Linked DNA regions of Homo sapiens: region 2 is linked to region 1. A link is an interaction called in ENCODE POLR2A ChIA-PET data of the cell type or tissue named here. Cell type or tissue: PC-9. All regions are shown on one strand. Links, peaks and the distances in the headings refer to the core of each region. The heading gives the core; the rest is flanking DNA.

The links. Peaks named below come from ENCODE experiments on the same cell type or tissue, not always from the same donor. Only the 100,000 strongest peaks of a DNase experiment are listed, where the experiment ranks them.
Region 2: POLR2A ChIA-PET joins it to region 1 with 5 read pairs; 1 of 35 experiments calls an interaction of 5 or more read pairs at or near these places.

The regions. Positions count from the first base shown.
Region 1 is chr9:110,362,275-110,378,240 of GRCh38, reverse strand. It overlaps SVEP1 (sushi, von Willebrand factor type A, EGF and pentraxin domain containing 1), which reads left to right. Exons shown (of 48, transcript NM_153366.4): 45 at 875-970; 46 at 2,778-2,873; 47 at 8,225-8,318; 48 at 11,681-12,993. The coding sequence ends at 11,702. It also overlaps the pseudogene RNU6-1039P. Among named protein-coding and RNA genes, the nearest start is that of TXNDC8, 32 kb to the right of the region's middle. RefSeq lists enhancers at 654-823, 5,893-6,062 and a silencer at 8,178-8,472. In PC-9, for the core only: no CTCF peak of the experiment used is centred there; a DNase peak (open chromatin) is centred at 7,730.
Region 2 is chr9:110,023,797-110,039,762 of GRCh38, reverse strand. The region is part of intron 7 of PALM2AKAP2 (PALM2 and AKAP2 fusion); the gene reads right to left. It also overlaps the pseudogene RPL21P87. Among named protein-coding and RNA genes, the nearest start is that of C9orf152, 180 kb to the left of the region's middle. RefSeq lists a cis regulatory region at 12,007 and an enhancer at 11,923-12,092. In PC-9, for the core only: no CTCF peak of the experiment used is centred there; DNase peaks (open chromatin) are centred at 7,772 and 10,122; H3K27ac peaks cover 2,465 bases.

The DNA.
Region 1 (15,966 bases), core at 3,265-11,264:
CACTTAAAGTCTAAAGTCAGAATGAGTGTTGTGTGTGTGATATTGAACAACATAAATGTCTGTTGACAGATAAATGGATAAAAAAATGTATGTTGATAGATGATGATGATGATGATTAAGAAGATAGATTAGATAGACATGCAGATAAAAATAGGCAGATACAATGAAATATTATTCAGCTTTGCAAAAGAAGAAAATCCTGCCATTTACAACAACATGGACTAACCTGGAGGACATCATGCTACATGAAATAAGCCAGACACAGAATGACATATACTGCCTGACTTTGCTGATAGGTGGAATCCAAAACAGTCAAACTCATAGAAGCAGAGAGTAGATGGTGGTTCCCAGGAGCTGGGAGGGGGTGAGGATAGGGAGATGTTGCTCAAGGTATCAAAGTTTCAGTTATGCAAGATGAATAAGTTCTGGAGTTCTAATGTCCAGCAATGTGACTGTAGTTAACAATACTGTATTGTATACTGAAAATTTGCTGAAAGGATAGATCTTGTGTTCTCACCACAAAAAAGAAAGAAAGAAAACAATAACTATGTGAGGGGATGAATGTGCTAATTAGCTCCATTGTGGTGATTATTTCACAATCTATACATAAATCAAAACATCAGGTTGTAAAAAATATATACAATTTTTATTTGTTGCACCTCAATAAAGCTACAGGGAAAACTGAAATAATAGCAGCCAATAAAATGCTGTACTTCTCCACATACTGAAATTCCCTCCTGAGATTCGATTTTTGTCTCTCTTCCTGAAAGCTTGACTCAAGGAAATAGTATGAGATATAAAGGGGCAATTCTATTTTCTGACTCCTTCCCTTCATAATTCCCTACATTTGTGACCCATCCTGCTTCTTTTCCAGCTGTCTGTCGATTTCCATGTCAGAATGGGGGCATCTGCCAACGCCCAAATGCTTGTTCCTGTCCAGAGGGCTGGATGGGGCGCCTCTGTGAAGAACGTGAGTTGCTCTTCAGATCTTACTTTGAGTCCTGACAAATTGCCTGGATGCTCCCACCTGAGGGGAGTTACCAGGAAATGGTTGTACTGTTGGGAAGAATTCATTTGCTGTAAGTCCTTGTCCACACCAAACAGAGCACATATGTGTCAACAGGTTGCAGAAGATCTAGAATATTAATGACTTTGAAAATACTGTTATTAAGATCCATCTAAAGTCATTTTCACATGTTCCCTGGCACAAATTTGCAAAAGTCTTCTTGAGAAGGAGCTTGTTGTAAAGTCTCCAAGCTATCCTCTTCCCTTAACTCAAGGTCTACTATGTGCTATGTCAGTCATTGCTGCAGTTGGTATAAACGTGCACCACTGCAAAACATGTACTTTGCAGGTAATATTTGCAGCTCACCATTTCCTCTTTGTTGTTAAGAATAGTTTCTACTCATTAAGAAAATAAGAAAAGCTGGCACTCCTATATCCATACTTGGTAAATTAATATAGAATTTTGATCCTTATAGAAACAATTTGAAATTCCAGGGAGGTATGGATAGTGATGTTAAATTTTTAAATATCTCAACTACACTTTATTTCAATATCTTAAAATATATATAAGGATAAAATGGTTTCATATTTCAACAGGAGCAGTGTATGTAAACCATTAAGAGTGATTCATGTGATGGCCATTGGTCTATACCAGTTTTTCCTACAGGGCAGGAATTTTATAAGAGACTAAAATGTTTTAAGTGTGACTTTTTCAACTAATCTATAAAGGAAAATGTATGATGGAAATAAATTTAGGCTGCTAACAACTCACCAAAACAAGTATTCTCAAATGATTAAAAAAGAAGAGAAATCACACTTTTCTCTTCCAGCTCACCCCAATCATTCCATTTCACCTAGAGCTCCCAGACTTAGCCTGCCCTTATGTCAAGAGTCCAAAGACTTAGTAAGCATTGACTTTGGGGTACCCCACGACAGGTCTGGCTTGGCTGCCTTAGCTGGTCTGGCTCACTGAGCATGTGCCTGCCCTCCTTCATTATACCAGTGCTTCCCAAGCTTTGCTATGCATACAGATCATCTGGGAGATCAGCAGATCTGAGTTGGTACCTGATATCTGCATTGCTAACCAACTCCTAGGTGATGCAAAGACTATTGGGGTTAGGGAACTTGATTTTGGGGAGCAAAGCAACAAACTCACATCTTTTAAACAGACTATGCCTCTTTAAAGATTTCAGTGATTTCTAGGAGGAGGAATGATAGTCATGAACAGGGTTCGGGAGGCATCATTCAGTCACCGTCAGTCCTCAGCTTCTCGGAAATAAAGGGTGTGTTGTCCCATTGCTACCAAAATGTTGCAAACTCCAACCCTATGTTACAGCCTATCTGATTCCCATTCTCACATTTAGTTCAAGACAGGAAGAGCCTCAAGGCAGCCAAATCCTCTTAGAACATTTTATGTAATTTGTAATGGAAATTTGAAACTATAATAAATGGAGACCGTTCTGCTTATTTTGTGAAGAGTTAAAGCAAAGCACTTTGCAGACACTGATTACGGAGTGTCTTCACTGAAAGTGGATTTGGCCTTAAAGTCATTACATGTGGCTAAGAATCCAGGCTTACTTTCCTGATTGTATTTTCCCAATGATACTCATTAATAAGCAGAACACATGCAGGAAACTTATTTAGTGAGTCATATAAGGTTTCACTCCTGCAAAATGTTTTCTGAACCCTTGAACCTATCTAAGATGTGTACTTTGATCAACGCCATTTCAATCCCCCCTGCCTCCTTTTTTTTTTTTTTTTTTTTTTTTTAGCAATCTGCATTCTTCCCTGTCTGAACGGAGGTCGCTGTGTGGCCCCTTACCAGTGTGACTGCCCGCCTGGCTGGACGGGGTCTCGCTGTCATACAGGTAGGCCTCTTTCATGGTTTGTTTTCTTGGTGGCTCAGGCCCATGAAACTCCAGAGGACATTGAAGAGTGTGACTTAGACTCAGAAGTGGTGGCAAAATGAAAAAGTACTGATGTTTCTCAAAAATTCCTCAAGATGATCCCTTGATTCGTGTCTCAACACTGAATTTTATGGTTGCCTAAACACGTTTCCAGGTCATGTGCCGAAGAATAGCATCTAAGTCTACTCAATTATCTGTCTTCTTTATGTCATCTGCTTCATTTTGCAGAGCATAGAGAAGACATTACACAGAGGTTCAGAATAATACTTATTTTAATCTCTAAGAAGCTAAATTACTAAATTCATGCTTACTCTTTAGAAAGAACAAGGTTATACATAAATACAATTTAAGTTAAAATGAAAAAAAAAACACTTTATCCAGTCTACCATTGATGAGCATTTAGGTTGATTCCGTGTCTTTGCTATTGTGCATAGTGCTGAAATGAACATACACGAGCATGTGTCTTTATGGTAGAATGATTTCTATTATCTTGGGTATATACCCAGTAATGGGATTGCTTGGGTTGAATGGTAGTTCTGTTTTTAGGTTTTTGAGGAATCGCCGTACTGCTTTCCTCAATGGTTGAACTAATTTACACTCTTACCAACAGTGTATAAGTGTTCCCTTTTCTCCACAACCTCCCCAGCATGTTTTTGTTTTGTTTTGTTTTGTTTTTTGAGAACAGAGTTTCACTCTTGTCACCCAGGCTGGACTGCAGTGGCGCAATCTTGACTCACTGAAACCTCTGCCTCCCAGGTTCAAGCAATTCTCCTGCCTCAGCCTCTGGAGTAGCTGGGATTACAGTCACCTGCTGCCATACCCTGCTAATTTTTCTATTTTTAGTAGAGACAGAGTTTCACCATGTTGGCCAGGCTGATCTTGAACTCCTGACCTCAAGTGATCCACCCACCTTGGCCTCCCAAAGTTTTGAGATTACAAGCATGAGCCACTGCATCCAGCCTATTTTTTTACTTTTTAGTAATAGCCCTGCAGCCATAAAAAAGAACGAGATCATGTTCTTTGTGGAATATGGATGGAGCTGGAGGCCATCATCCTTATAAAAGGAACAAAAAACCAAATACCACATGTTCTCACTTATAAGTGGGAGCTAAATGATGGGAACACGTAAACACGTAGGAACAATAGACACTGGAGCCTACTTGAGGGTAGAGGGTGGGAGGAAGGAGAGGATCAGAACAAAATAACTATTGGGAACTAGGCTTAGTACCTGAGTGATGAAATAATCTGTACAACAAACTCCCATGACACAAGTGTACCTATATAACAAACCTGCACATGTACCCTTGAACCTAAAATAAAAGTTAAAAAAAAGTTTAAAGGAAAAGAAATGGAAAAATATTACAAAACTCATCAAAGAGATGGTTTCTTATCATGGACAACAGTAACAAATGGTAGTTGATTGATTAGTAAAAAACATCCTGTTAGCACCTCTTGCAGACCTCAAATACAGCATTTGGCCCACTATACTTTGACATCTGTTCAATTGCTTGATTATCTATCCCTTCCCCCACTAGATTATACGCCACTTGAGGGCAAGGATTTTTTTTTTATCATCTTTATATCCCCAGTGCTTAGCATAGTGCCGAAATATAGTAGATATTTTTAGTAAATGTCAAATAACTCAATTTAAAATGATAAACTACCTTCTAGTGTCCTAAAATTTTAAGCCACCACTTAAAACATAGGGCTTGCTATATTTATGAAGTATTAATTCTGACATACCACTATTCCTCCTATAAACAATGTTTATACCACCTCCTCAGTGGAGTAAAACATAAATGGCATGTAAAGTATAGACAGGGCTTCCTAACACCAGAGCTTGTCATGAACCCTAAGGCTGGAAAGACCATATAATTTAGCTTCCAAACCAGGACATTTTTGAGAGTAAAAGAGGCACTATTAATAAGTAAACCAGAGAAATGAGACTGAAAAGTACTGTTACAGACAAAAGCAGATGTGCAGTCGTCACCCTACCTAAAGCCAAAATTGAGCCATTCATGAATGTAGAGAAGGAAATATGTCCTGGAGGCTGAATTTGAAGGCCTTATTTGAGACTCTGAAAGCAGTCTATATAGTGTTTGTTTATAACAAATCAACTTTGCTATTTACCCACGTTTCTCCTGCTCATCTATAAACAAGCTCTGCTTTTTTCCAGGTACCTTACTGGTGCAGGTAATAAATGAATTACTCTTGACTCACCCTCCCTTTCATCTGAGGTTACAGCACCATCATTATTTTTGTTCCTTCCTGCTCAGCATCTCTCACATTCTACTCCACACCACTGTCACCAGTCAGTAAAAGACTCTGGATCATGGCCTAGTTGACCTTCTTGTCTCCATGTCCCTCCAGACTGAACATCATCAATGTACTACTTTGGCATGTCTTTGCCATGTTTAAGAGGCTAAAATGGTTCTCTATTTTAGTCTCCACATCCACCCTGAATTCTTCTGACTTCCAAGGTGCTGCATAAGCCAGCTTCAGCACAGCTGAAGCACAACTCACTTGTTATCCTACCATCACACACTGTGCCCTGCAGTGACGGTTTTCTCACTACCCTTGCAAGCAGCCTCTTCTCCTCCCCAATCTCCTTACATTTGCAATGATCTTCCTCTTTCCTCCACCTATTCTAGCCTCACTCAACCCCCAAGTCCTGCCTAAGTTTCCTCTGATCTCTAAACTTGTTCAATATCACAATAATCTACTTTCTAACATTCCATTTCTATAAACGTTACACAACTAGTTAGAATCATGCAGTTTAAAGCTAATAAATAGATCTGATTTATTTGCATTTCTTTTAACACCTTAGCTCTCTAATAAGAATATGCTCCTAATGACACTGAACTCTATAGCCTTCGTTCTGCCAAATCTTACAGCAGCTACCTCAGCATAGTTACACCCCTAAGTACTAAGCATACCACAACCATATAAAACAGGGGCTCCTGCCCTCCAGAATTTCAATCTAGGAAAGGGGAAGGGATGTGGAATGGCCTATAAATAGATAACTAGGACGTGTTAAGATAGAGGCTAATCAAAATCTATAAGAGGGGCTATGACAACAGTGAAATGGGTAAACTAACCAAATGTTGAAGTTCAGAAAAAGCTACTGAAGCATAGAATCTGAGGAGAAACAAAAGGAGTCCCCAGAAGAAAATCATTGCAGCTAAAGGCATGGACCACAAAATATACAGGTGTGTTCAGCAAAGGATAACCAAAGCCATAGAGGAAATGCAGGGGAGTGGCTGGAATGAAGCTCTAAAGATGGGCAGCATCCGATCAGGAAACACATCACATGCGAAGTGCAAGATGCTAAATTATGTGTTGAGAGCAACAGAAGCCACTGAAGGATCTTAAGCAGGAAAATCATGTGATCGGATTTTCTTTTAGAAAACTGATTTTGGCAGCAGTATGAAAAGTGGAAGAAAGCAAGACTTACAATAGAGAGATTCATTGCGGGATTGTAAAAGCAGAATTGGCAAGAATTAGTGAAGTCTGGAGAAACAACCACAAAAGAGCAGATTTGAGAGACAGTTAAAGAGTAAGAATCAACGCTACTTGGTTACAGATCTATTGTGAGGAGCCAAATACTACTTGGAAGACTAAAAGCTGTTTCCAGCTTGGGCACTGGAGTGGAAGGTGTTGCCATTTACTGAGATAGAGAAGCCAGGAGAAGCAAGCTTGAGAGTAGAGATAAGGAGTTAAGTATGGACACGCTGAGTCTGAGAGGACTGTGAAACATACAAGGGGAGTGATAAGCAGAAACATACAAGGGAAGTGATAAGCAGTTGGATGATAGTTTAGGTTCCCAGAAAATGCATTTAGATGAAGATAGAGATTTATAAGTCATCATTGAAAAATACTCACGGGAGGAAAAAATAACACTGCAGAAGACACGCAACATGAAAAGGTGGCCCTGAGTGGAATACTGGGACCACCGACGTGATAGGGAAGGAGGCTTAAGCTTTTAGACAAGGAAGTAAATGTAATGACTAGTTTGTTAGTGCAGTCAGGCACTGCTAATTCAGCATAGTCCTGAAAAGGAGTAACGTGTTCTTATATCAGCAAGCAGAAACTATGGGGAGTTGGTTTTCAATTATTGAGTTTTATTTTTGCTTGTTTTAATCCTGATTTGTTTCATAATTTTCTTTCCCATTAGATTGCTAATAAGTGTATTCTGCTGGCCAGCTCTTACTCTTAACTTACCAAGAGAGCTCCCTAAGGGGAAAGACGTATTTTACTTGTCTTCTCTTGTTCTCTCTGGACAAGGACCAGTGCTTATCAAGTGCCTACTACTTGCTTAGCAGACATTTTCTCCATATTTTATGAATGAATGACTGAAGAAAGGACATTTACTTATAATTCACCAAAAATATGTATATTATATACGTACAATGGTGAATTATAAGTTTTTCATCCAGGAAAGAGCCTGCCTTTCTGTGCTACAGATATTGGAATGGTTCTTACTTCCAGCTTTCTCCCAACAGACATTTTATTTCCTTCCTACAGGGAGTTCTCCTTTCTCTTTGATATGTTACACTTGCTAAAAATTCATCTAGACCAAATACCAGCATCTTCAGGTTTTTTAACAAATACATTTATGCAGATGAAGAGTTTGGTTATGAGATTATGGATTTGTGAGAAAAACACCTAGATAGTAAATCTTTCAGTGTCCTCTCAGGGTTTTATCTGTGACTAACCAGTTTCTGTAATTCTAGTTAAAGCTGACAAAAGCCGTGAAATATGTCTCCTCTCCAAACACAAAGGGATGTTGAATCATCTGTTATTTTAGACAATCCATGTGCCTAATTTATTATCATAAAAGTTGACGTCTGACTTAATCACCCAATCAATCATAGAGTTCAATGCTAACTCCCTCGAGGAATTTACAATCTTGAGCTTCAAGTCAGTGGAAAGAAATGTACAATCTAATTGAACACAAAAAAATTTATAGTTCAAAACATTCAAAGTGTCAGATTGGTTGCATAAATTAAAAGAGATTAGAGAAGAGGAAAATCAGTGGACTTGGAGTGATCAGCAAAGGCTTCAATAAGTAGGTAGAACTTAATCTGGGACTTAAATGTGAAAATTGACCAGCTTGGAAGGAAAAAGGGAGGTGGTACCACATAAGGATGTGAAGTCAAGCAGAACAGCAGAAATGGATAATGCTAACGGTATATGAAGACCAGCAGTGGCTGCTGCAGGAAGTAGAGTCAAATCTTATCCTACGTGCCTTTATGGATATCATCAGAATTGCTAAGTATTAATTAAATAAATGCATGGGTTTTTTATTCCAGCTGTTTGCCAGTCTCCCTGCTTAAATGGTGGAAAATGTGTAAGACCAAACCGATGTCACTGTCTTTCTTCTTGGACGGGACATAACTGTTCCAGGTAAGATAACCAAAAACTAATGTTCGCCTATAACATGAAGACTCTAAAATTCAAGTAAATTGTCCTAAGAGCCAGAAGTTATCTCTGTCTAGTTTGACTGTAAGTATTTTGTATGTGAAAACATCCATTTTGAGACAGGCTCTCTAAATTTGAATTAAAGCCAAAGCTAAGAAATATTAGTTCAGGATTGACAAAACAAGAATATCTCAAAAATAAGCAGTCTTGTGCTCACTTCAGCAGCACATATACTAAAACTGGAACTTCACAGAGAGGATTAGTATGACCCATGCTAGAGGATGACACACAAATTTGTGAAGCATTCCACAGTTTTTGCAATTAAAAAAAATCGGTTATATAAATAAATAAATAAACTTCTTGAACAGAAGATTGCATCCTACAGATGCAAGGATGTAAAATAAATAAACTCAATGTAATTTTATTGAAAATGACCCAATAGATGTTTAAGTTCTTCATTACAATAAAAATAGTATTGAATTGATAAGAAACGTTTATTTTAAAGTAATATATTTTGTATTTTAGTGTTTCTATGCGTAGCATTTCATTGACTACAAAAAGATTATGTAAAAATATGTTTTTTCATCGGTTTCTTATTTCTGACCAGATAAATATCACAGTTTAAAAATACTATCACAAGTCAAAGGGAAAATACTTAAAAGATCATTTATAACTTTTTAAACATCAGGAAAATATCAGCCATATTGTGACATACCACAGATAAAATATTTTCAATATTCAAACATTGTCCTCACCAATGTTGCAATGTTGAAATATTATCAGCTATATTTTAAGACTTTCAATATATATCACTGCACTTAGATTTGTATTATGTACACTTACCCCTACCATATAGGACTCATTAAAAACAAATGGGTATTTCCATATTCATTTTTTAAAGTGGGAAAAATTCAGTTAACTGAAAACTTTTATTTTTCATTTCCTGATTTGTTATTTTGATTGGAATGTCAAAGTCAACTTGCAAATATAAAAAAGCAATTAAAGTAAAACCTAACAACAACAAAAAAATCTGTCTAATGCCAGTGAATTTCCTCACATCATCTCAAGTATATGCCATCTCTGCAAAAGGAGAAAAAATAAACTGAACCCTAAACAGCAAATTTGAAATGGACAAATATATTTAGAAGCTGCCAAGATTATACCTTTACCTGAGAGCAGAGCTGAATTTAAGAAAATGAGAGCCAAAAGAGAGGAAATAAAAGAGAAAAAACAGTGACTCAAAAAAGAAGTATTTAGTACTTTTTTATAATATTAGATTTTATATTTCAACCTCTTCATTTTTCAGATAAAGAAAAGCCCAGAGAGAGTTTGCATGATTTAAAAACTGTCGATAGGAGTTCTTTCTTGATTGAGGAAAGGATAATTATTAGCATGTATTAAAATACTGTACATTAATCAGGAAAACAAGATCTAGATTTTTTACGCAAAAGTTTGATATAGGCATCCAAGAAAAATAATGGCAAATTAAGCTGAGAGGTGTAGCTCACCTTCAAGGGAAGGCTAACTAGCAACCCAGAGGACCAGACAGGTTCCTCCTCCTGTATATACTGTAATTCTTGCTAAAACTCTAACTAGTTTAAGCAAAGAAGAGAATTTATTATCACAATAGAGGGACCTTGTATGGAACCCAAGGACAGAGGAGTGGTTGAGCATCAGGAGGACCAGACTGGGGACTTGAAAGCCACGTGTACCTCTCCACCTCCCATGTCACCACCTCTTCCAGGGTCTCCTCCATCCTGTCTAGCTACAGAGTGGTTTTCTTCTGTTTAGTTCATGTGGAAGGGAAGGACAGAATTTCTCTTTTTTTTTTAAGACAGAGTCTCACTCAGATGCCCAGGCTGGCATGCAGTGTGCAATCTCGGCTTACTGCAACCTCCACCTCATGGGTTCAAGCGATTCTGTCTCAGCCTCCTGAGTAGCTGGGACTACAGGCATATGCCACCACACCCACCTAATTTTTGTATTTTTAGTAGAGATGAGGGTTCACTATGTTGGCCAGGCTAGTCTCGAACTCCTGACCTCAAGTGATCTGCCCGCCTTGGCCTCCCAAAATGCTGGGATTACAGGCATGAGCCACCGTGCCTGGCCAGGACAAAATTTCTTACAGAATTTTTTACATGTCACCATACAGTATCCGGAGACATAGTACACTGTCCCAGTTTAAAAATCCAGGACTCTGATTGGTCCAGATTGATTCAATGGCCAAGCATGAATCAATGTCCTAGGTTGGATTATGTTGTACCAACATAAAGGGTAATTTTGGCAAAAAACTGGGTAAAAGGGAGGAGAGTCTGGCAATTCCCAGAAGAAAAGAAAGTGGGAGGGGGAAGAGTGCTTGTCTGAGAAATAAACAATAAATGTTACCGTATAAGTTTTTCCTTCTCTCCTACGAGACTGAATGCCTTAAAGTTTGTATGCTGGGCTGAGTGTGATGGCTCACACCTGTAATCCCAGCAATTTGGGAAGCCAAGGCAGCAAGCGGATCACTTGGGCCCAGGAGTTCAACACCAGCCTGGGCAACATAGGAAGATCCCATCTCTACAAAAAATACCCAGAAAAATTAGCCAGGCATGGTGGCACACACCTGTAGTCTCAGCTACTGAGGAGGCTGAGGTGGGAGGATTGCTTGAACCCAGGAGGCAGAGGTTGCAGCGAGCCAAGATTGTGCCACTGCACTCTAGCCTCGGCAACAGAGTAAGATCTTGTTTTAAAATATATATATATGCCTAGTGCCTTGTACAGGCACAAAAGTCGCTGCTCAATAAAGGTTTGTTAACAGATGGAGCAATTTCCTGGCATGAATGTCAGTTGGTAGAGAAATGCCTTGTGGCATCCATTAAATCCCTCAATGTTTACCTTCTCTACTGATAAATAAGACTGACCTGGCCTTTTCTCCAGATAATTCAGTTGTTCAGAAGGAAATTGTGTTTCCTCTGACCTCTGTGCACATCTTCAGAAAACTGATCCTAAGCAAATATCATAATGAAAAACCATAGATTGTTAATGGACTAAGAGACCTTTAGGTTCATTAGCTCCAAACCCCTCATTTTACAGAAGAGAGAATTGTAAGATAGATAGAAAACTAGTGGCAGAATCAAGAGTAAAACTCAGGTCTGATGCTTCTCAGATCTTTCCATAAGTTAGCACTTGTTTCCCATGCCTCTTAGTTATCTCAAAGAATGACCCCCATCCGTATAAACATCACAGATAATGCCCAGGTATCTGGGACTTTCAATCCTGTTTTCATCAACTCCTAAAGAGATGTTAGCTCTTCAGTTCAATTTTTTCTTTTGAATCTATTTGGTTGCTTTTTTTTTTTTTTCCAGGAAAAGGAGGACTGGGTTTTAACCACTGCACGACCATCTGGCTCTCCCAAAAGCAGGATCATCTCTCCTCGGTAGTGCCTGGGCATCCTGGAACTTATGCAAAGAAAGTCCAACATGGTGCTGGGTCTTGTTTAGTAAACTTGTTACTTGGGGTTACTTTTTTTATTTTGTGATATATTTTGTTATTCCTTGTGACATACTTTCTTACATGTTTCCATTTTTAAATATGCCTGTATTTTCTATATAAAAATTATATTAAATAGATGCTGCTCTACCCTCACAAAATGTACATATTCTGCTGTCTATTGGGAAAGTTCCTGGTACACATTTTTATTCAGTTACTTAAAATGATTTTTCCATTAAAGTATATTTTGCTACTAAATAATATTTTGCTGGATAGTACCATTTTATGAGGTGGCCAAGGGATTCATAGAGAGGACTCATGATCTTTCATCTGTGCCACTGGCACCACATAGGAGACCCCTTACAATAAAGGAGACCCCTTTGTTCTGGTTCCATCTTCTATACAATATGTGTAATAATAAAAGCTTTTTCTTTCATTTAATCAATCAGAGAGTAACTGTTGGACCTGGTACTCTCCACCACATAATTATGTCCTGGTACTTAGGGTAGCCTGGCTAATTCTTTTCACAACATTTGAAAAGCCGTAGGCATTAACTTCATGGATGTGGAGAAACAGCATAATGACCTTGGTTCACAATGAAAGTGCTAGCCTTCTTTCTCGTGGCTGGAATAAGAAATGCAAGAACTGGAAGATTAACAAAGAGCTGATACCCGGACTGGTAATCCCACAACTCACTATTTTGGGAGGAAGGGGAAGACAGGGAAAGAGAAGGAAAAAGGCAAATGGGAAACATTCCCCAGAGCTGTGCTCCTGGTCTCACCTGCAAAAAAGAATTGCAGCCACCTAAGAGAAAGCTGAGCTGCCCCTCAGTCCTCACTGTCACCTACCTCTATCACAACAATTGTACCAAGATGAAGCCTTCCCCAGACTTCAGAAAATAAAGTCAAACCCTAGATTTTGTTTTAAAATAGGAAACTCAGAATCAACTTGCCTCCATCCTCTGGGAAAACTGCTCCCACACAGGCCTTGGAGTGTGTTGTAGCACTGTGGAGGAATGCAGAAAGGATGAAAGAGATCTTGATTCTCCTAGTGGTTCTCTTCACTACCGTAGGCATCCCTCAGCCATTGACTCCTCCTTCTTTCTCTTGACATTCACTTTCTTGGCCAGTCTTACATGCTTATGAGTCTACTTTCCAATAAATTTACTCATAGTCCATTAACTTCCAAACCTTGTTGATCTTTGTCATTTATAATCATAAAAACAAAAATACAGCCAAAAAAGCCGGGTGTGATGCCTCACACCTATAATCCTAGCACTTTGGAAGGCTGAGGTGGGCAGATAGCTTGAGCTCAGTAGTTCGAGACCAGCCTGAGCAACATGGAGAAACACCATCTCTAAAAACTAAATAATATAATAATAAAATAAATTCAAAAATTAGCCAGGAATGGTCATGCATGCCTGTAGTTCTAGCTACTTGGGGAGGCTGAGGCAGGAGGGTTGCTTAAACCTGGGAGGTCGAGGCTGCAGTGAGCCCAGATCGCACCACTTCACACAAAGTGAGACCCTATTTCAAAAAGAAAAGAAAACAAAATACAGCCCCAAATCTGAGTAATAAAAAAAAATAGTAGCAGAAAAAATTAAGCTAAGAAAGCAATTGGAAACAACACTCAGTTCTGAAAGTACCTACTAAATAAGTTTACCTTCAAAGTGGAATTTGTATTGGGTTACTTTGAATAGGCTGAAAGGTTTATATTTTCACAGTAAGTCAAAGTAGTCCTGGCGTATAGAGAATATAAGGAAGTAAAGCACCATACAAGTGAGGTGTGGAAATAATACATGTTTAGAAATGTGAGTCACAGAGTAATGATACTAAAAATAGTTGAATATTATTTTTTAATCTTCCATACTATGCAGAGAAGACCAGTGTAGGAAAACAAAAATTTTAAAAAGAAATTTTAAAATCTTTCATACTAGATATATCTTGTAGTGAATTTTTGAAGGCGGAGCCATTCACCATGCTATATAAACTATCCCACAAGCTGGAAAAGATGACAAACATTGAGTAATATTTGCCAAATATTTACCAAATGTCACTCTGATGCAAAAACCTAACAAAGAAGAAAATGAACTATAAATCAATCATATAATTTAGCTTTCAAACTAGTTTTTGAACAACTAATAATACATGCTACACACTGCAGTAGGTGTTTTAAAGAGATTAGGTCTTTGAATCTTCACAACAATTCTACTGAGATAGGTATTATTAACTTTATTTTATGGATGAGGAAAGTGAAACGCTGAGAAGTCAAATAACTGATCTAAAATAAATGGCAAAGCCAAATGAACCCCAAGCCTGATTTACTCTAAAACTCATGAACTTCCTACTCCACTGTTGCTGCCTTTTTGGCCTACATCTAACACTAGGTAATATTTAGCAAATTTAATGTTTTAAAACAATACTTGACAGGCAGATGGTATTTTACAATGACACAATATGAAATGCATGATAAGAGCAATAAATATGGAAAAGGCATTTGATAAAATTCAGCACATTCTTAAATTTCTACAAAAGTAGTAAGTGTCCAGCATACTGAAGTTTATCTGTTTCAATTATAATCAATCCTATTATGAACCACTACATGCCTCACTTTAAAATCAGAAACAAAGCAAAATATTCCCATTCACCTTGAGTATTATTCTTCATTTCTAGCCAGAGCAATAACATATGAAATAAATAAAGAGTATAGAAATGAGAAAATTGTCACAGTTTCATTTTGGCAGGAGATATAATAATGTGTCTTGTAAGATGAAAACTCAAAGGCATGAAAATCCATTAGAAGCACTGAGTCCAGTAAACTGGATGAGAACCAGATATACATACCAAAAAAGAGAGCTTCCCTGAATATTAATTATAAGTAGAGAATATAGTAAAAATCTTCTATTCACAGTATCAGTAAATATATACATATGGATTATACAAATAAGAAATATATGTAGTCTCGAGGAAGAAAATTAGAAAAATATAAACATTCATCAATGCTCAGCTCATGGAGAAACATGCCATTTCTTGGATGAGAGAACTGTATGTTCTAAAGATGTGATTTTTTTTCCAAATAAAGTTTCAAGCTTCATATAGTTCTAATTATATTTGCCATATTGGGTTTTTGGGGGGATCATGACCAAATTATTTATTCTAATATTTATTACAAACAAAAGCAAAATGGAAAATTAAAATATTTTAGGGAAAAACAATGAAAAAGATCTTTTTAAAAATTAGCATAATAAAAAGCTACAGTAATTAAAATAGTATATGCTGGAACAAGAATCACAAAAGCATCAATGTGATAGTCTCTATATATGAATTCAAATATTTTATTTAAAAACTCATAAGTGGCCAGGCACAGTTGCTCATGCCTGTAATTATAGCACTTTGGGAGGCTAAGACGGGTGAATCACTTGAGGTCAGGAGTTCAAGACCAGCCTGGCCAATATGGTGAAACCCCTTCTCTACTAAAAACACAAAAAATTAGCTGGGCATGGTGGCACATGCCTGTAATCCCAGCTACTTGGGAGGCTCAGACAGGAAAATTGCTTGAACCCAGGAGGCGGAGGTTGCAGTGAGCCACAATCATGCCATTGCACTCCAGCCAGGGTGACAGAGTGAGACTTTGTCTCAAAAACAAACAAAAAAACTCATAAGTGATCAAGAAAGCCTTCCAAAAAAAAATGAAGCCTCAATAGTCAGTGAAATGTTTATCATAAAATATTAGAAAGCAAGAGAGAAAAATACTGAGTGACTGGTATTAGACAATTAGTAAAAATTTGAAAATCTTTTTGTTTGAATTCTTACCACATAAAAATAAATTCAAGGTGGATTGTGAAGTAAATATTGATATGAAAACCATAAAAACTGTCTTTAGAGTTAATTTTCTCAAACATTTGAAAGATTAAAAAACCTAGAAGTTACAGTAAAATCACAGTGGGAATGGTGAGCAGATTTGACAGCATAAGCAAATTGAGAGTTCTGGATGTCATTCAAAAAATCGTAATCAAAATGTTGTCAAATTTCTTACGACAGACCAAGGAATCATGTTATACTACCTATATCATATAAATGGGAAAAAAAAACTTAATAAAGCTCAAGAACACAGACAACCCACCAGAGAAATGCAATAAACTCATTTTCGTATGTATGTGAGA
Region 2 (15,966 bases), core at 3,240-11,239, 340 kb after region 1:
ATGAGATAGGTGAGCACCTAGACGAGAACTGTGGGTTCAGATAGGTGCTGCTGCTGCTGCTGCTGCTACTATGTTTGACTTCGGAATTTTCTTTACATGCTTGGGATGGGTGAAGGCATATCAAAATGTTAGAGACATGAAAGTTAGAACTAGGAGGAAAGTTACATGTTGCCCAAGCCATTTTTCTCATTTTACGGTATAGCAAAATGTCAGTAAAAAACAGAGAGCCAGAAGACCTGGATTGGAATCCTGACCTGTCACTTACTGGCTATGTGACCTTAGGAAAATCGCTCAGCCTCGCCATCCCTCCCTTCTTATCTCCTCTAGGACATTGTTCCAGCAATTTTATCCTTCCCAAAACATGAATTTTCTTTCACTTTATCAAATATGCTGTGATTTCTTCTATCAAAAAAAATTTTTCTTGTGCTCACAGTTAATAATACTGTACTAAATGAACACTTTAAGAGGATAGATTGTATATTATGAATTTTCTTTTTAAAATTATTTATTTATTGAGAGAGGGTCTCACTCTGTCACTATGGCTGGAGTGCAGTAGCATGATCATGGCTCACTGCAGCCTCAACTTCCTGGGCTCGAGTGATCCTCCCACCTCAGCCTCCTGCGTAGCTGGGTCTATAGGCATGTGCCAGCATGCCTGGCTAATTTTTGTATCTTTTGTAGAGACAAGCTTTCCCCATGTTGCACAGGCTGGTCTTGAACTCCTGGGCTCAAGCAATTCCCCGCCTTGGCTTCTCAAATTGCTGGTTTACCACACCAGGCCAACGTTATTAGTGTTTTCTAGGACAATAATTTTTTTTTTTTTTTTTGAGACCGAGTTTTGCTCTTGTTGCCAGGCTGGAGTGGCACAATCGCGGCTCACTGCAACCTCTGCCTCCCACGTTCAAGCAATTCTCCTGCCTCAGCCTCCCAAGTAGCTGGGATTACAAGCGCCCTCCACCAGGCCCAGGTAATTTTTTTGTATTTTTAGTAGAGACGGGGTTTCACCATGTTGGACAGGCCAGTCTCGAACTCCTGACCTCAGGTGATCTGCCCACCTCAGCCTCCCAAAGTCCTAGGATTACAGGTATGAGCCGCCATGCCCAGCCTACAATAATTTTTTTAAGAGAAATTCTCTTGATCCTACCACCTCAATTCCCTGTTTCCCCTCAAAGCAAAAGTTCTTAAAAGAGATGTTTTTTTCACCAAGACAGCACTTGTCAAAGTCATCAGTGACCTTGAGGTTGCCAAACCCAGTGGTCATTTCTCCAAACTCACCCGACCTGATCTTTCACCAGGATTTAACACAGGCCATCAGTCAGTCAGTCACATTTAAACTGCTTTCTTCATTTGGCTTTCACAACTGTTTCTTGATTCTCCTCAGTGCTCTCTGACCTTTTTGTTTTTTGTTTGTTTGTTTGTTTGTTTGTTTGTTTTTGAGACAGGGTCACTCTGTCACCCAGGCTGGAGTGCAATGGTATAATGACAGCTTACTGCAGCCTTGACCTGCCGGGCTCAAGCAATCCTCCCACCTCAGCCTTGGATGACAGGTGTGTGCTGCCTCACCTGGCTAATTTTTTTGTTCTTTGTAGAGAGGGAGGTCTTGCTATGCTGCCCAGGCCAGTCTCAAACACCTGGGCTCAAGCGATCCTGCCACCTTGAGGGCCTTCCAAAGTGCTAGGATTATAGGCATGAGCGACTGTGCCCAGTCTCACTGACCATTCTTTCTTAGTCCTCTTTTAAGGTTCGTTCTCATTTTACAAATCTTTAATTTGGGATGAGCAATGACTTGGGCTTGATCCCTTCTATCCCTCAGGCCATTCTCTCTGTGATCTCATCCAGTCAATGGCTGTGCACAGGTGAATCCCAAATTTATATGTCAGCTTATTTTCTCCATGGAACTCCAGACTCATACTTAACCTCTCCACGGGATGCCTAGAAGGCATTTTTAAATTAACAAGTATATTGCAAATTCTTAATTTCCTCTCAAAACCTGCTCCTCCTATAGTCTTGCCTACCTTGTTAAAGACAGGTCATCCTTTTAGCCCTAACCAAATCATCCCATATTCTACAGCATTCTGATTTTTCTCCAGAGCATTAATCACCATCTTTCATATGATAGTATTTACTTGCTTGTTTCTTGTCTATCTCACCCTACTGAAGTGTAATCTACATAAGTACAAGACCTGGTCTCTTTTGTTAATTTCTAGATGCCTAGAGCTTGGCATAGAGTAGGTGCTCATTAAATATTTGTTGTTGAAGCCGGGTGCGGTGGCTCACGCCTGTAATCCCAGCACTTTGGTAGGCCAAGGTGGGTGGATTACCTGAGGTCGGGAGTTCGAGACCAGCCTAACCAACGTGGAGTAACCCCGTCCCTACTAAAAATACAAAATTAGCTGGGCGTGGTGGCGCATGTCTGTAATCCCAGCTACTCGGGAGGCTGAGGCAGGAGAATTGCTTGAACCCAGGAGGCAGAGGTTGTGGTTGCGGTGAGCTGAGATCGTGCCATTGCACTCCAGCCTGGGCAACAAGAGTGAAACTCTGTTTCAAAAAAACAAACAACAAAAAATATTTGTTGGAAAAAAAAAAAGGAAAGTCCCCATGTTCATGTAGCTTACAACCTAATATGGCATGGACAATGAGGTAAGAAAAACAATAAGCAAGAGAAGAATGTCATAGATAACAGGAAAGAAAATAAAAGGCCAATTGAATTCACTCATGCAGATACATGAAATGTATTTTGTGTCAGGAGGCGGTAATTGTTATAAAGAAAAATAAAACAGGGTAAAGGGATAGATATTGATGGCAGTAGGAGGTGAGTACTATTTTATGTAATGGTCAAGAACAGACTCTTTACTGAGGTGATATTTGAGCAGAGACCTGGAGAATGGAAGGAAGTGAGCCAGGGAGACATCAAGGGGAAAAGCATTCGAGCATAGGGAACAGCAGGTGTGGGGACACTGAGCAATCATGTTTGGAGCAGCCAGGAGGACTTCAGAGCTGAGAAAGGAGGGGTGAGAGAAGACTGGCAGTGAGCCAGATCCTAAGGTCCTTGCAAACCTTGATAAGCACTTTGGATTACCTATTTTCCTGAATAAGATGAGAAGCCACTGCATTATTTCAAGCAGAAAAATGACTTGATTTGGTTTAGATTTTTATAACATCACTGTGGCTGTTTCTGGGTGGAGTCTGTGTTACAGAAAGGGAAAGGAGTGGCCGGGAGAGCACTTAGAAGCTATTGTAATAATCTGGGCAAGAGATGATAATGGCTGAAAGCAGAATGGTAATGGTGGAGTGGTGACATCAATGGTGAAATCAGATTCCAGACATAATTGGAAGTGGAAGCTGCACCAGGCACATGACACATGGCACAAAGCATTGCCCTCAGAAGGCATTCAACACATAATTATCAGATGCATGCCCAAATACTTCTTATTTTCATTACAATAAAGTGTTCTTATTAACGGGTTCAAAAAAACTCCCACTTGATCAGGGTTTCTAGGAAGTTTCTTTTAAAAAAACAAAGCACAGGGCCTGGTGCAGTGGCTCACGCCTGTAATCCCAGCACTTTGGGAGGCCAAGGCGGGTGGATCACGAGGTCAGGAGATTGAGACCATCCTAGCTAACACGGTGAAACCCAGTATCTACTAAAAATACCAAAAAAACTAGCCGGGCGTGGTGGTGGGTGCCTGTACTCTCGGGAGGCTCAGGCAGGAGAATGGCATGAACCCGGGAGGTGGAGCTTGCAGTGAGCTGAGATCACGCCACTGCACTTGAGCCTGGGCGACAGAGCAAGACTCCATCTCAACAATAACAAAAAAAAGTACCAACTCACCAAAACAATATATATATCATATATATGTTATATATAACACACAACATATCATATATGTTATATATAACACACAACATATCATATATATTATATATAACACACAACATATCATATATATGTTACATATAACACACAACATATCCTATATATGTTACATATAACATACAACATATCCTATATATGTTATATATAACACACAACATATCCTATATATGTTATATATAACACACAACATATCCTATATATGTTATATATAACACACAACATATCCTATATATGTTATATATAACACACAACATATCCTATATATGTTATATATAACACACAACATATCCTATATATGTTATATATAACACAACATATCCTATATATGTTATATATAACACACAACATATCCTATATATGTTATATATAACACACAACATATCATATATATGTTATATATAACACACAACATATCATATATATACATATATCTGTATTATACGCATAATATACGTATATAATATGTATTATACATATTATATACGTATATGTATTATACATATAATATATGTATATAATATGTATTATACATATAATATATATAATATGTATTATACATATAATACATATGTATGTAATATGTATTATACATATGTACAATATGTATATTATATATTATATATGTGTGTATATAATATAATTATATATTATATTATATATATTTTTTATATATATACACACACACACACATGCACACATATATATTTAGTACATTGGGTAAAGTATTTCTTAAATTTTAGGCAGAAAAAAAAGCACTTGTAAAACACTAAACATACTAGATTTTCCCGTAAGTTGATTCCAAGAACTTAGTATTTCATATGAAAGGATCACATTGACCCTTAAATTTCTAACATTTACCATGGGCGAATTCAATTGACCTTTCATTTTTCTCTCCCATTAGCTATGGCATTCTTTTCCCTTTAACTCCGTAATCATAAACACAGCTATTTTCAGACCTGTCACTTATACAAAGAATATATGGCAGCCGGGCGTGGTGGCTCACACCTGTAATCCCAGCACTTTGGGAGGCGGAGGAGGGCAGTTCACGAGGTCAGGAGTTTGAGACCAGACTGGCCAACATGGTGAAACCCCGTCTCTACTAAAAATACAAAAATTAGCCAGGCATGGTGGTGGGCACCTGTAATCCCAGCTATTCAGGAGGCTGAGGCAGGAGAATCGCTTGAGCCTGGGAAGCAGAGGTTGCAGTGAGCTGAGATTGCACCACTGCACTCCAGCCTGGGCAACGAAACTGTGTCTCAAAAAAAAAAAAAAAAAAAAAAAGGGGAATATATGGCTTGATAGTTATTGGATTCTCTCCATAGGGAAAGCATACGCTATGGTCTTTTCTATGCTGTGGATGTGAATTCCAAGTGAATGGCTAGTTGTAAAGTTAACTGGCTCTGCATTCCCCAAGAAACATGCAAAAGAGGCTGGGTGTGGTGGTTCACGCCTGTAATCCCAGAACTTTGGGAGGCCGAGGCGAGCAGGTCACCTGAGGTCGGGAGTTTGAGGCCAGCCTGAACAACATGGAGAAACCCTGTCTCTACTAAAAATACAAAATTAGCCGGGCGTGGTGGCACATGCCTGTAAATCCCAGCTACTTAGGAGACTGAGGCAGGAGAATTGCTTGAGCCCAGGAGGCAGAGGTTGTGGTGAGCCAAGATCACGCCGTTGCACTCCAGCCTGGGCAACAGGAGTGAAACTCCATCTCAAAAAAACAATAGAAAAAAAGGAAAGAAAGAAACCTGCAGAAGAGCACTTAGGGATCACAGGCAAGAGGTGCCCTGGCACTGTGGTTAGGGGACTATGCTAACCACATGAAGAATGCTAGGAATGAAGGCAGAATCCTCATTCTTCCACTGATTCTGAGCAGGACCTTCCATAGGTTACTTTATCTCCCTGTGCCTCAGATTCCTAGTCTTTAAAATAAGAACAAGTGTATAGTATCTATATCATGAGTTCATGGAACTCATTGGATAAGTTCATGCTTATAAAGGCCACAGAATACACCTTTTAGATTCTCAATTAGTATTAGCTATGTGTTATTTGTATTCATCTGTGCCAGTCCACTGGCTCATAGCCTGTCCAAAAAACTACAGTGGTCTTAGATCAGGTCCATTCTTGACTAATTCTTGCTCCCAGGATCAAAACTATTTTCCTGTCATTACATTTTAATTAAAATATTTTTTGATTCTAAAAGAAATATTTACTCATTACACAGAAAGCAATAAACTGTGGGCTCTGAAATATGACAAACCTGGAATTGAATTCTGACTCTGCTCTTCCAGAATTTGTGACCTTATAAAGTCTTTACCTTCTCAAAGTGTTGATTTCTTCATCTGCACAATGGGACAAAAAATGGTACCTATCTCATGGTGTCATTTTGAGTGTTAAAGAGAGAAATGCAGGTAAAGTGTTTAACACAGTGCCTAGCCCACAGTAAACACTGGGAAAAAGAAAGGGAGTGAAGGGAGAGAAGGAAAGAGAGGAAAAGAAAGTAGGAAGAAGTCAATGACTGTTATAGGATTGAAGGTTTAGTAAAAGCCACACAAAGGAGAAAGGTTTGGAAAATGCTTAGACACAGAATGCATATTTTTATTTAAAAGAGAAAAAGATTTGCTGTGTCTTTTGCAATACCATTTCTCTTAAAAGGGATTTTCCTGTGTCACTCATGGGATACACTTAATATAAACTTAGAAACTTTTTCATATTTGGGATTTGTTTATATTTTCTTTGCAAGAACCAACTCAAACACACTAAAAATAATAAAAAGAATAATTCTTAGTGGATGAATGTTTGTCTATTTCTCAACTTAAATAAGGTTTTGTCTCCAAAATTTCAAAGTGACTTATTCACATTAATTTGAAAAGTCAGACCAAAAATTTGACCCTGCTTAAATATGGTATGCTACATATAATACGACATTCAATAAATTTATTTATTTATAATAGAAATAGGGTCTCCTTCTGTCACCCAGGCTACAGTGCAGTGGTAGGATTGTGGCTTACTGCAGCCTCATCCTCCCAGGCTCAAGTGATTCTCCCACCTGTCTCCTGAGTAGCTGAGACGACATGCGCACACCACACCTGGCTAGTTTGTTTGTTTTTTTATTTTTTTATTTTTTTTGTTTTTTTATTTTTTATTTTATTTATTTATTTATTTATTTATTTATTTATTTATTTATTTATTTATTTTGAGACAGAATCTCACTCTGTCACCCAGGCTGGAGTGCAGTGGCACAATCTCAGCTCACTGCAGCCGCCTCCTCCTGGGGTCAAGCGATTCTTCTGCCTCAGCCTCCCGAGTGGCTGGGACTACAGGCACGCGCCACCATGCCCAGCTAATTTTTGTATTTTTAGTAGAGATGGGGTTTCACCATATTGGCCAGGATAGTCTCAAACTCCTGACCTCGTGATCTGCCCGCCTCAGCCTCCCAAAGTGCTGGGATTACAGGCGTAAGCCACCGCACCCGGCGGTTTTTTTTCTTTAAGTAGAGATGATGTCTGGCCAAGTTGCCCAGGCTGGTCTCAAACTCCTGAGTTCAAGCAATCCTCCTGCCTCAGCCTCCCAAAGTGCTACAATCATAGGTGTAAGCCACCATGCTTGGCCAATAAGTTGATTTTTTTTAGTCCAAAAGTTAACCAAGGCTGTGTTATTTGTGGCATAACACAGACATGGAGACATTTTAGAAAAAACTAAAAGAAGAAACTGTCTTAAGCTACAGTATGATGGGTGCAGTAGTCTCTTAACTAATATTGCAGGACACCTGTGTGCTTAATTTCTCCAGATTCAAGGAAAGCTCTACTTTTTTTTTTTTTTTTTTTTCCCCGTAAGCTAAGCTTTGCTTATTTACTGAGAAGGCTGTTCGGTTTTATCATACTCATGAATCACTGCAGGAGAATGATAATGAGAAATGTAATCAGAATGCTGACAGGATGAAGACTCATGGGCCAGCCTGAAGAACAACTCATTCTCAAGGATGAAAATCAAATCTTATCCCACTAGGTAAACTCCAGCTTTGCATTGGAAGAATGAACGCAAACAGAACTACATAAAAGCCTCCATATTGATCAGGACTGTGAGGCAAGGAAGACCTCCTTAGCATGTCTACATACCAGCATCATCTCATTATTCTCCAAGGTGAAGCACTGTGACAAAGTCATGAAGATCTAGTGCTGTCTGGCTTAGACCTAGGCTCCAGCACTCCTTGTCTGTGTGACCTTAGACAAGTTACTTAATCTCTCTGCACCTTGTTTTCTCTGTAAACTGGAGATATCCTAGTACCCACCTCATAGGGTTGTGGTAAGAATTAAATAATAGAATACCCTAAACACCCAGAGCACTACCTGACACATGGGAAGTTCTCAATATATGTTAGCTATTATCTCATTATTCATTTTATTAAACCGAATTTCACTAGAAAATGCATACTGTTGGAGATCAAAACTCACACTCTGGTGGGGTGCAGTGGCTCACACCTGTAATCCCAGCACATTGGGAAGCTGAGGTGGGCGGATCAGTTGAGGTCAGGAGTTCGAGACCAGCCTGGCCAACATGGTGAAACCCTGTCTCTACTAAAAATACAAAAATTAGCCAGGCCTGGTGGCGCACACCTGTAATCCCAGCTACCAGGGAGGCTAGAGGCTAAGGCACAAGAAATACTTGAACCTGGGAGGTGGAGGTTGCAGTGAGCCAAGATGGCGCCACTGCACTCCAGCCTGGGCAACAAGGTGAGACCCTGTCTCAAAAAACAATAACAGAAACAATAATAAACCTCACAATCTGTGAGCAGATGGAAAATATGATGACAAATCCAATACCCTACCCTCTAGCCCAGATCCCTTTGGGAGACGGAGTGGGAACTGCAGCTGCTGGTACCTTTTTCTTTTCAGAAACAGACATAAAAATTCTGAGATAAAATAAATGTCACATCTCCACTGACTAATTTCTGAGGAAGAAGTAGTTGTTGCAATGATAGTAAGCATAAGTGACCTCGAAACAGACCAGCTCGTGGTATGCAGACCTACCAGTGGCCTGCTCTGCTAGGCAATGAATCAAGCATCTTGTATGAGCATGTCATCTTTTTACATACAATTTACATGATGTCATGATTTTTACCAAGTGTATTTTTTACTACTAAGTTTTCACTACAATAAAAAGGGCAAGGGGGCAGGCCACTAGAGAATGGGTAGGAGAAAGAGATGGGAAAGGCATTGGATAATTTATCGAGATAGGAGCACTAGATGCTCACTTCAACAATCTTCAGTATTCATATGATACAGAAAGATCATTCTTCCCATTGTTAGGGCTCAGAAACCTATATCCCCAAATATGATGCTTTGATATTCTGAACCTGAAGAAGGCTCAAGGTCTCTCTGACCTCCCCTCACTCCTGTCTCTCAATCTTCTGTCTCTCCCCTACGCACAGGATGAAATGGTTCTGTGAAGTTCCCTTATCTACCTAAAATCTTACCCTCCAGAGAAGAAAACAATTACTTCTGGTCTCTTCCTTGAGTTGCCATTAGCAACTCATATAGCAGGAAGAAAGACTGAATGAAGTCTGTCAACACATCTGAACAGACTTCTGTCACAAATTGTTGTCTGTTCTGTGGGCCCAACAGACTTTGTCCCAGGTCACTGTTGGTTCTTCAAGTAAAAATCATTTACTGCCCTTCCCCCCACTTCCTATCTCCACACTTCCTATCTCCGTTTCCTCTAAGAAGAAGGGTATATAACCATCTGTACCCCATTGTGTGTAATTTTCTCTCTTTGCACATTAGTAAACTTCTATGCCATTTCTCCCGTTAATCTGTCTAGTGTCAATTGATTTTTCAACGAAATTTCAGAGGGCAAAGGGAAAGTTTTCCCTTGGCCCCTACTCTATGAATCCAACAACTTTTCCTGATAACTACAATCTTGATTTATGAGACCTCTCTGATACCTGACCAGTTGCAGAAGGACAAGGCTTATCGTAAGTGGCCACATGAGTTCTACCCAGGATTTCAGAAATAATTTGCAATCATTCCAAACCCTCAGGGACATGAATGGTAATTTATTCAGACATTAACTGGAGAGACAAACTGGTTCCCTGCCTAAATGGGAACCAGGTTGGCTACCTTCCAGTCGCACTAAAGACCAATAGTTTCTGTCACTGGGTTCTGTGTTTGGTTTGCGTGGCTTGGTTCTTTCACAAGTCATAGACTTTGGTACTTGCAAATGAGCCTTGTTGCAAAACTAGCTTGATTGGGACAGATTATTCTTAAGAAATGAGGCTTATCTGCAGACAGGCTCTGACATACTGAACAGCAACACGTGACAGTTTCTAGAGCTTTAGCATCATTAGTCATTCTCACTGCTGGAATGTTCAAAATGTGCATAGAAGGAAACAGACAGATGTCCTCAGGAAGCATTTGTGAATGTGTCAGAACTTTTGCTGGGAATATCCATGCCCATGTCATGTATTTTAGGGTGACCACTCAGAGATAGGGGATTTTACCAAGTAGGAGTTGATAAAAGCACAAGAGTATTTCATCAACATTTTAAAAATTGGGATGATGAAGCTATCTGCAGAAAATGAAATTAGGCTAACACTGATATCCCAACTAAAAAGAAGATCCTAGAATAAGGCTTCCAAAAAGTCATGATATACCCAGATTGAGGTAAAGGGTTTTTGTTGTTGCTGTTGTTCAAAAGAAAAAACAATCAAACAAACAAATAGAGGGTAGTGTTTCTCATAGTTTCACTTCATAGAGAAACCAATGAGGTACAAATCTTGGCATGGATCAGATTTGGATTCCTAGCAAAGAAGCATATCAAGGGATGTCCCTTGATAGGTTATCAGCATATTACAAGTCCTTAAAATATACATCTGTCTGGTTTAAAGCTTAATAAAATACATTGTCATGTTTAAAATGAAAAAAGTCTTTTTTTTTTTTTTTCAAAAAGAACCCAAAACCACAAATAATCCCAAAGGACAATAATCAAAACACATTACGCGGTTCCCTTCATTTCCTTTGCAACACTCCTCTTGCCTAGGGCCACTGGACTTGGCAAATAAAAATACAGAACACCCAGTAAAATCTGAATTTTAGGTAAACAACAAATAATTTTTTAATATAAGTATGTCCCATGCAATTTAATTCAAATCGAACTGGACATCTAATATTTTATCTGGCTAAGCTACCCTTGCCCTGTCATTGGAGCTCCCCTGCTTTAGCTAATTAAAAAAAAATAAACCTGCACTTATTAAAACCCAAACAGAGAGGCTACAAAGTGTCCTTCCATCTGGGTTCAAAGCTTGGCTCCACCACACACTCACTTTGAGATCTTGGGTAAGTTACTTTACTGTGCCACAGCCACCACATCTGTAGAATGGGATTAATAACAGTTTCTCCTTAGCAGAGTCATCTGGAGGATTACACGAGATGGTGTATGTGTAGCACAGTACTCAGCTCAAAGCAAACGTTCAACCCATGTTAGCTATTATTGTTGGCAAGAGAACACAGCGAAGAAATAAAACGGCAAAGAAGAAGGTACCTGAGATTATTCACTTGCCACGAATATTCCTTATCTACACATAGATTATTGAAAGCTGTCAATGGTTGTGACTTCATTTCTTTCACATTTATTTTATTTGACAAATAGGGAGTAGCACACAGGAACAATAAATAACCATTAATAATATAGTTTATTACAGTTTACAACAGAGCTCTTCATATTCATTTTAAAGAAAATTCAAGACAATGATTCTCAAAGACATGTATTATAAAAACTGACCCATATAGTACCGATATGCCTCCTACTCACCAATGCCAAACCCCCTCTGAGATCCACTACCCTGAATAGTTTCAAGGATTTTTAAAAAATCTTCGAAAATATTTCCTTTGGCAAGGAACCAAATTTAGAGCGATCTTTATGTATATACACAATGTAGAAAGGTTTTCTGTCCCAAATGTCTCTTTTTTGTCCAGAGTCCCTGCACAAAACAATCCTTTCAATGTCGTCATCATCAAATACAAAGGGCAACCGGCTGGACACCACTGGCAACAAAAGGCCTTCAGCAGAATGTTTTTTTAAAAGCAAAGGCCAAAGAAAGCTGTAACCTGTGGCCTCTATTCACCACCGGAAGAGTCTAAATGCTTTTCCTCTTTTGTAATAGAGAACATCTGCTCTTCTAGGAGGATAATCTGTCTTCCAACAAGTTTTACGTGTAGAGAAGCAACATCCTTTTTTAAATGTGGCTTTCCCATGTCCTTGAATAGAAATGTACCCTTTTCAAACGGTTTTACAGCCAGAATCTCTAGTTTGCCTAAGGGCTACCAACCTTGTTTCTTGTTCAAGCATAAATGAGAAATATTGAACATGTAAATAAGAATACCAGACTTCATTCTGAGGAAAATTCTGCTGTGCTAAAATTTTTTGTATTCTTTTTTGCAAACACTTAGTTTTTAGTCTTAGTATATATGGACAAGAGGGCAAGATAAAGAGAGCATCTACGATTTAGTTGGTGTATTTGATGGAAATGACAGCCAAATCACAAAATTTTTATCCTAGAGATACTTCTTTAACATGGATTACTTGATGTCATTTTATCCAGTCGTTGGATAAACAAAATTCAAGAAAATGATGCACAGCCAAGCAGGTGTGATTTGGGACTTGCAGCAAGGCACCAGCTGGATAAGGCCAAGACATTTCCAGTATGAGGGTCCTGGACAGTTCACGCCACAGAAGAAAGGAACTTTTGTAACCAGCAATATCTTTAAAAATCTAGCTTGTAGCAGCTTCCTACTTTATTTCTGAGGGGTAGCCATCTTACTGGCTTTTCTGTTTTTGTTTTTGTTTTTGAGACTGCATCTCGCTCTATTACCCAGGCTGGAGTGCAGTGGCGCGATCTCGGCTCACTGCAACCTCTACCTCCTGGGTTCAAGCGATTCTCGTGCCTCAGCCTCCAGAGTGGCTGAGATTACAGGTGTGTGCCACCACACCCAGCTAATTTTTGTATTTTTAGTAGAGACGGGGTTTCACCATTTGGCAAGGCTGGTCTTGAATTCCTGACCTCAAGTGATCCACCTGCCTTGGCCTCCCAAAGTGCTGGGATTACAGTAGTGAGCCACCACGCCTGGCCTTACTGGCTTTTTACTATTAACATAATGTATTAAAAATCCCTTTGAGAAGGCAATTAAATAGTAATACATTTTAGGTGTAAAATGCAACATTTAGGTGGTTGACAGGAGCTGGAGTAGGAGAGAATGGGGGGCTGGTATTTAATGGGTAGAGAGTTTTGGTTGAAGAAGATGTTGAAAAAGTTCTGGAGAAGGATGGATGACGATGATGGTTACAGAACACTTTGAATGTACCTAACGCCACAGACGGGTACCCTTTAAAAGTGCTTAAAATGGTAAATGTTATATCTGTTTTACCACAATAAAAAATAGCATTGATTAGGCTAATAAAAAAATTAAAGAAAAAAGGCTAAGATGTGAAGGGAAAATAGAAAAGAGAGATAATCGCTGGGTGTGATGGCTTACACCTGTAATCTCACACTTTGGGAGGCTGAGGAACGAGGATCACTTGAGCACAGGAGTTTAAGATTGGCCTGGGCAACATAGGGAGTCCTCCTTCTCTACAAAAAATAAAAATTTAGCCAAGTGTGGTGCTGCACGCCTATAGTCCCAGCTACACAGGAGGCTAAGGTAGGAGGATTGCTTGGGCCTGGGAGGTTGAGGCTGCAGTAAGCCATGATCACACTGTGCTCCAGCCTGGGTGACATAGCGAGACCCTGTCTAAAAGAAAGAAAGAAATAAATAAAAGAGTGAGAGAAAGAAAAGAAATAGAAAGAAGAGAGATTGATGCAACCCCTGCAGAGGGACGTAGTGGTGGAGAGGGCAGTGATCTTAAAGGGGAAGTGTGAGTTGAGTGCACCCTCCTGCCACAGTCAAGAAGAGGGTCCCTCACTCAGAAAACACTGACTGGGCAGCTGCAATGAGAGAGTGCTTCAATTTAATAATTGAACAAACTATGGCAAAAAAGGAAATCAAGCCATTAAAAATTAACTGCATACAAATAGCCAATAAGCACATGAAAATAACTCAGTGTCGTTAGCCACCAGGAGAATGCAAACCAAAACCACAATGACATACGACTCCACACCCACTAGGATGGTTATAATCAAAAGATGGACAGTAGTAAGTGTTGGCTAGGATGTAGAAAACTTGGAAGCCTCATTCATTGTTGGTGAGGTGTAAAGTGGTGTAGATGCTTTGGAAAAGAGTCTGACAGCTTTTTAAAAAGTTAAACCCAGATTTACCATATGACCCAGCAATTCTACTCCTAGGTACAATCCCAAGACAAAGGAAGACCTACGTCCACACAAAGGCTTACATGTGACTATCCAAAGCAGCAACTATTCATAGCAAGAATACTTACTGCCAGAAGGTAGAAACAACCTCAAAATCCATCAACTTGTGAAGGAACAAAAAAAAAAAAAGCCTTTCGGGCGGAACCTCCATCTTCCAGTAATTCGCCAAAATGACGAACACAAAGGGAAAGAGGAGAGGCTCCCGACATATGTTCTCTAGGCCTTTTAGAAAACATGGAGTTGTTCCTTTGGCCACGTATATGCGAATCTATAAGAAAGGTGATATTGTAGACATCAAGGGAATGGGTACTGTTCAAAAAGGAATGCCCCACAAGTGTTACCATGGCAAAACTGGAAGAGTCTACAATGTTACCCAGCATGCTGTTGGTATTGTAAACAAACAAGTTAAGGGCAAGATTCTTGCCAAGAGAATTAATGTGCATATTGAGCACATTAAGCACTCTGAGCCGAGATAGCTTCCTGAAATGTGTGAAGGAAAATGATCAGAAAAAGAAAGAAGCCAAAGAGAAAGGTACCTGGGTTCAACTGAAGTGCCAGCCTGCTCCACCCAGAGAAGCACACTTTGTGAGAACCAATGGGAAGGAGCCTGAACTGCTGGAACCTATTCCCTATGAATTCATGGCATAATAGGTGTTTAAAAAATAAATAAATAAAAGACCTCTGGGCTGTTAAAAAAAAAAAACAAAAAACCCAAGACACTGGCATATCTTTTTTTTTTTTTAAGACAGGGTCATACTCTGTCATCACCCAGGATAGAGTGCAGTGACACAATCACAGCTCACTGCACTCTCTACCTCCTAGACTCAGGTGAGCCTCCCACCTCAGCCTCCCATGTAGCTGGGACTACAGATGCATGCCACCACATCCAGCTAATTTTTGTATTTTTTGTAGATACACAGTTTCACCATGTTGTCCAGGCTGGTCTCCAACTCCTGGGCTCTAGTGATCTACCCACTTTGGCCTTCCAAAGTGCTGGGATCACAGGCGTAAGCCACCATGCCCAGCCTGGCATATCAATTAAATGAAATATTATTCAGCATTAAAAAGAGTGAAAGGGATAGTGATTGAGGCTACAATGTGGATAAACCTCAAAAAAAAAAAATCATCATCATCCTAAGCCAGATACAAAACACTGCATGTTGTATGACTCCATTTATATGAAATGTCCAGAACAGGCAAATTTATAGAAACAGAAAGGAATGAGTGGTTGTTTGGGGATGGGGTAGAATGGAGATTAACTATAGGAGGGCATGAGGGATCTTATTGGAATGATGGAAATTATTTAAAACTGTGTGTGTTCTAAAACTGGATTGTGTGATGGTTAGTAAATTTATGAAACATTATTGAATCATATACCTACCTGGGGGAACCATATGGCATGCAAATTTTATCCTTAATAAAGTTGTGTTATTTAAAAAAAGAACTACAATTTAGAGCCTCTAACAAGTAAAAAATGAAACAGAAAAATGACCCTTACGGAAATGATATTGTAGCAAGGGCAACTGGATATTATGCAATGAAAATTATGGTTATTTTTATTTTTATTTTATTTTTTGTTTTATCACAGCTCACTGCAGCCTCAATCTCCCTGGGCTCAAGCGATCTTCCCATCTCTTGCCTCCCAAGTAGCCAGAACTACAGGCACATGCTACCACACTCAGCTAATTTTTTTGTATTTCGTAGAGACTGGGTTTTGTCATGTTGCTCAGGC